Regions from separate parts of the Homo sapiens genome. Here region 1 is linked to region 2. A link is a contact called in ENCODE Hi-C or POLR2A ChIA-PET data. All regions are on one chromosome and are shown on one strand. The core of a region is the stretch at or near the end of the contact, and the rest is flanking DNA. Distances in the headings are between cores, read along the strand shown. Region 1 overlaps LINC00299 (long intergenic non-protein coding RNA 299). Region 2 holds the start of LINC00299 (long intergenic non-protein coding RNA 299).

Evidence for each region. Hi-C counts contacts between places; a loop is a spot of excess contacts on that map. ChIA-PET counts read pairs that join two places held with the same protein, here RNA polymerase II (POLR2A). Pooled maps may share reads with other maps.
Region 1: POLR2A ChIA-PET joins it to region 2 with 6 read pairs in CD8-positive, alpha-beta T cell. The contact joins the enhancer-like site here to the promoter of LINC00299 in region 2. A Hi-C loop is called at or near these places in 2 of 168 maps with a recorded cell type or tissue (CD14-positive monocyte and CD4-positive, alpha-beta T cell), 2 of 37 single-sample maps with no recorded cell type and 3 of 50 pooled maps. POLR2A ChIA-PET finds 5 or more read pairs at or near these places in 9 of 52 experiments (CD4-positive, alpha-beta memory T cell, CD8-positive, alpha-beta T cell, CD8-positive, alpha-beta memory T cell and 6 more).

Annotation. Positions count from the first base shown.
Region 1 is chr2:8,280,659-8,283,358 of GRCh38, reverse strand. The region is part of intron 7 of LINC00299 (long intergenic non-protein coding RNA 299); the gene reads left to right. Among named protein-coding and RNA genes, the nearest start is that of LINC00299, 46 kb to the left of the region's middle. RefSeq lists an enhancer at 1,427-1,927. Within about 2 kb of position 1,323, at least 3 of the 41 ENCODE cell types and tissues checked have a DNase peak (open chromatin) inside an H3K27ac peak, as active enhancers do; they include CD8-positive, alpha-beta T cell, where a contact is called at or near this core.
Region 2 is chr2:8,327,106-8,329,805 of GRCh38, reverse strand. It overlaps LINC00299 (long intergenic non-protein coding RNA 299), which reads left to right and starts at 1,387. Exons shown (of 9, transcript NR_034135.1): 1 at 1,387-1,572.

The sequences.
Region 1 (2,700 bases), core at 74-2,573, 46 kb after region 2:
AGCAAAATCACAACTATATGGGCTGCATTCTTCTTTTTTAAGTAAAACGGAAAGAAATTTTGTTTCGCCAGGATATCTGCAACTTTATTTCTCGAAGCAAAAGTCAAGGTCTGATAATCGCCTCAAGATGATGGTTTGTGGCTTAGTAGAGCCTCGCGGCACCCTTGGCTCTGGTGTTTCCTTTGCGCTCCCTCTTGCAGTCACCTCAATTTACTGATTTCATTAGGAGATAAGGGGGACAAAGATGGGTTATAATACTTGAGAAAAATGCAAAACCATTAGCAGGTCATTGTTGAAGTCAGAACATGCCCTGTTAAGCTTCTTAGGCAACCCGTGGCAGCCAATGATACGGGGATTAACCTGTCCGGTGTGTGTGCGTGCATGTGAGTGTGCAGGCCTGCATGCGTGCACAGGCCACGCGCCCATCTGCCATGAGGAACTTACATACGATAAGCTCTGTCAGTGAAGTGATGAATACACGGGTTATTGACCAAAACAGTTACTTTTTACTTGCCTTTCTGTTTTCTCTCATTCTAAGTTTGAGGCTCCAGTTAAACATGCATCTGTTTGGCCTTAGGGCTGTATTTGGGTGGGCAGGCAGGAGGCTCTCTGAGCTTGGTTCTGCTAACCAGCTGGGTCAAAAGGTATAATTGGATATGACGGTTAATTTTGAGAATCAACGTGATTGGGCTAAGGGATGCCCGGGCAGCTGGTAAGCATGACTTCTGGGTGTGTCTGGGAGGAGCTGAGACTGAGTAAAGAAGACCTGCCCTCCCCAGTGTGGGCAGGCATCAGTCAGCCTGCTGACAGCCTGAACCCAACTTAAAGGGGGAAGAAGCGGGGGTTCTCTTTTCTCGGATAGAGCGGGGACGTCCGTCTTTTCCTGCTGTCCTACACTGGTGCTCCTGGTTCTTGGGCCTTTGGACTGAGACTGAACCACACCCCCAGCTTTCCTGGTCTCCAGATTGCAGACGGCAGATCGTGGGACTTCTCAGCCTCCACCGTGTGAGGCACTTCCCAGAATAAACCTCCTCTTCTCTATTTATAATCTATCCTATTCATTCTGTTCCTCTGGAGCACCCTGGCTGAAACACTGGATGACCACCGCAGCTCCTGTGTGGCCCGCCCAGTGGCCAGAAGGTGACACAGTTTCACCGTGGGGTGTGATGTGGCATCTGAGAGGCTGCCTCGGTGGCTGCTCCTCAAAGCTGAAGAAGCGAGCAGAGGGTCGGTCTCTCCTCATCTTTGCCCCGCGGAACGAGATAAGGGATGGGCCGGCTAGCTGGCGGAGGGCGTGTCCTCACTTGAAGTCTTGAGACTTCAGAAACAAAACTGAAGATACGTTTTAACACTGAAGGTTGTTGGTGCTTGTGGGAGTTTAAAGAGCAGGAAGGGAATTTTCCTCCGTCTCTGTTGTCCTTGTTTATTTTTGGTGCAGGCAGTGTAACAATTTGCCAATACCTGATATGGACGTTTCAGAAGATTGTGGGTTGAGGGGTTTTCAATACTTGTTTGAAATTGTTGAAATTGTCTGAATTGTTACGATAATTGTATGGAAGCATTATGCTCAGAGGAAGGTGGGGAGCTGCTGTGTTTTCGAGGGCAGGGCAGGGCAGGAAGAAACAGGCTGCAAGTACAGCAAGCAAAGGGTGAGGCGGGTGGACAGTTGCGGAGTCTCGGGTGGGGGCTGAAAGCCAGGCCCCCTCCTCACCTTTCTGAGTGGGGCTGGCTGAACCACAGGGCCACAACCATGGGCTTCCTGAAGGCCTGCCTTTCTTGAGGGTGTGATTTTATGAATTGAAAATTATTTCAATTATTCAGCTAGCCATTCATTTACTGCTTTTAAATTTGTGAACTTTGGAGCTGAGATAATAAAACCTAAGACTGAACCTTCACCTTTAGCAGCACTGTATCTTCTAAAAATCAACATTGATACTAAAATATGTGGCTTCTAGTTCTGCCCAGGTCCACGTGGCTTTGAATAATTACCACTCTCGGTGCTTGTCCATCTGTAAACGGGGAATAATAGCACCAAACCTGTTTCTCTTACATGTTGGTTGTGAGAACCAAAAGATAATATACATATACAAAATGCGCTGAAAAATCTCCAGTGCAATGCCAGCCTGAACTGAGAGATTTATTATTAGGCACATAAAAGAGTAGGCATACAGAGGTCTAGAAAGCTCACCTGGGCTGGGTGCGGTGGCTCATGCCTGTAATCCCAGCACTTTGGAGGCTGAGGTGGGTGGATCACTTGAGGTCAGGAGTTCAAGACCAACTTGACTAACACGATGAAACCCTACCTCTACTAAAAATACAAAAATTACACGAGTGTCGTCGTGGGCACCTGTAATCCCAGCTGCTTGGAGGCTGAAGCATGAGAATCACCTGAACCCGAGAGGCAGAGGTTGCAGTGAGCTGAGATCATGCCACTGCACTCCAGCCTGGACAACAGAGTGAGACCCTGTCTCAAAAAAAAAAAAAAAAAAAAAAAAAGAAAGCTCACCTGTCTTTATTTTATTTTTTGCATTATGGACATTCTGTTTGTGAGTCTTTAGTAAATATACAACTATGCAGGTAAAGTCAAGGCAAGAGTCAAATTTTACATAACAACTTGAAAACACTTTCTGGGGATTTGTCTCCTAATAATATACGACTATTTCAGTCTTCTGTTTGTGTTGATTTACCGGAGTAGAGTTG
Region 2 (2,700 bases), core at 138-2,637:
GTTTGCTTTTTCATCTGGTGCCTGCTCCTAATATTGTACCAGAGGAAGCAGCCATTATATTTTGGAGCCAAGAGGAGCTAATTGATACTGTTATTATAATTAATGCTAGTCCTGACTCAGGAGGGACCTGGCGGTGGAAAGCCTTTGAGATCTTTGACCTCAGCACCATCTGAGTGGGAATCCCAGCCCGGTCACTTAGGAGTTAGGGGCCACAAGGAGCCTCACAGGGCCTCATTGTCCACCATGTGAAGTACAGTGGGCCAGGCCCCCAGCCATGGGCAGTCACAGTGGGTGTGCAGGCACAGGGTGCTGGTGGCCCTTCCTGATGCTCTGTTCATCTCACATGCTCACCGGCTTGCTGTGTGTCTTTGTCCACCAGGATAGAAGCTCATGAGGGCAGGGGCTTCTGCCAGTGTTGTTCATTGCACTATCTCCAGAGTGTGGCCTGGCACAGAAGGATATACTCAAGCATTTGTTGAATAAAGGAATGAATGAGTGAATGAATGGACAGCAGGGAATATTTTGGACGGCAGCCTTTTCAAAGGACGTTCCCTTCATGATCAAGGCAAGGGGGATGCCTTAGAACAGATGCCCTGTGGACCAGAAGGGAGTATCCAGGTTTTAGAAGAATACTGCACCTGAGGCTTTGAGATTTGGGGCAGCAGAGGGTGGAAGTTGCTGGAAGGAGGCTGAGTAAAATGACATAGCTCCTGAACATGGGCAGGTCCCCAGAGCAAGAGTTCGAATGGGGCCCACATGGTAAAGATCTTCATATTTAAAAAATGACACATTTTGCTTATACATTGTTGAGTAAAATGGTTTCTCTCCTACTACCTTGACCTTGATGGCTAGGTTCGAATTTGGAATTCAGACTCCTTGAGACTTCAGGCCAGCAGAAGGCCTTGGAGGAAGCTGCTTCCAGCCCCTGCTGCCCTCGGCCTCCCTTCCCCCTCTCACATCTCCTCTCCTCCCTCCCTGGACTTCACTCTTCCCTGTCAGGGTGCTCCACCCACAGGGGTGGGCCTTGGGCCTCCCCAGGCTCTGGGATGTCCAGGGGATCAGACTTGGGCCCTGGAAGTAGGTTTGGAGACATTTAGGCTAGGAATTCTGGGGGCTTGGGTACAAGGCGTGGATGGGATCAGGTCTCCCTGGGAAGGCTCGTGCCCTCCCCCATCGACTCTCCTGTCCCTCTCTTCATGATAGGAGTGCTGGACCCAGGACAGGGGCCCCCTGGTCCCATCAAAGGGCTGTGCTGGTTCAGGGAATACCCTTCCCCTTATGGGCTGTGACAAACAAAATCATCTTAAGGGGAAGCCCCTTGTCATGGGGCAGGAAGCAGGCTGCACAGGGCAATTTCTGCTTCCCTCTGATAGGAAGGGTTGGGCTGACACTGAGCTAGGGTGGCCATGCCTCGCCCTGACCTCAGGCCCATGGGCCCCGTGGATGAGCAGGGGCATGCAGGACAGGCCTGCAGGGCAGGGCAGGGCAGTAGGGTTTTCATCGGCAAAGCCCCGTGATCCTCACAGTAGCCCCAGGAGTTGGACCAGCCTGGACCCTTACCCCATTTTACAGGTGAGGAGACAGAGGTTCCAGAGGCTGGCAGGGCTCGGCTAGGATTGCTTTTGCAGAGAAGAGGTTCAAGGCCTCATCCAAAGGTGTGCAGCTAGTAGGAGGCCGGGCAGGTCATGAATTGGCAACTTCTCATTCCGAGTCCAGGAGCCTCTTCCTTACACCAGCCCTTGGGAAGAGTGGCCTTCCCCAGGCCGGTGGTCAGAATGGTTCCTGCCTGGCTCTGGGGGCGGCCTGGGCTCTGGTCTATCAGTCTTAAGAGTGGGGACAGCCATGTGTGCTGCCCTAGCTGGCCTGACTCTACGGCTTTGGGTGCCCAGGAAGCTCTGGTATTCTTGGACGGAGCCCCTCCAAGCCCCTAGACTTGTGAGTTAGCCCAGGACTGCAGCTTGGCAAGGCTTCCTGTGCCTGGCCCATGACTTCTCAGAGGGACTCCAGGTCCTGTTTAGGCACAATTTTAAGGCCCCTCTTGGGTCCTTGAGTTCTCTGGGCCTCACTTGTCTCCAGGGGCCTTGGGTTCTTACTTGTGAAGCACCCAGGTAGCTGCTACCCTCCTGCATCCGCGATCCCCTGGAGGTGATGACAGACTCCACATGGCCACTCTCATACTCTGGTGGCTGAGGCTGCACTAGGCTTGGGGGGCCCCTGACCCCTGCCCCTCCAAGGCCAGGGTGAAATGCCTCAGAGGGGGATCTGTGTCCCCTGTAGCTACCTGGAGAGGCTAGATGACCCCCTGGGAAGTATGGGTGTCACTGCCTGTGGGGTGACTGTGACTAATCGAAGGTGGGAGATGAGGGAGCTGGCAGACCACTTCCTCCCTTGGCCTCCTGGGCAGGCTCTAGGGCAGGTCTCTGTGCAGCCTGTTTCCAGGGGCCCCACGTGGCCCAGGGACCCTTAAATCTCTTGGTGGCTTGGGAAGCAATGACCACGTGTTTACACACCGACCTTGTGCTTGCTTTCAATCTTTCCCTTTCCTCTCATTGTTTCTGCCCAGGGATTGGATCTTTCAATAAAACGTTAGCATCTAAGTCGGCCTCAGTTTCTGCTTGGTGGGGAATCTGGGCTAAGTCAAGTCTGCAGGTAGCTGCTGCCACCTGGGTTTTCTCATTCTGCAGACAATTCTCCACTCCG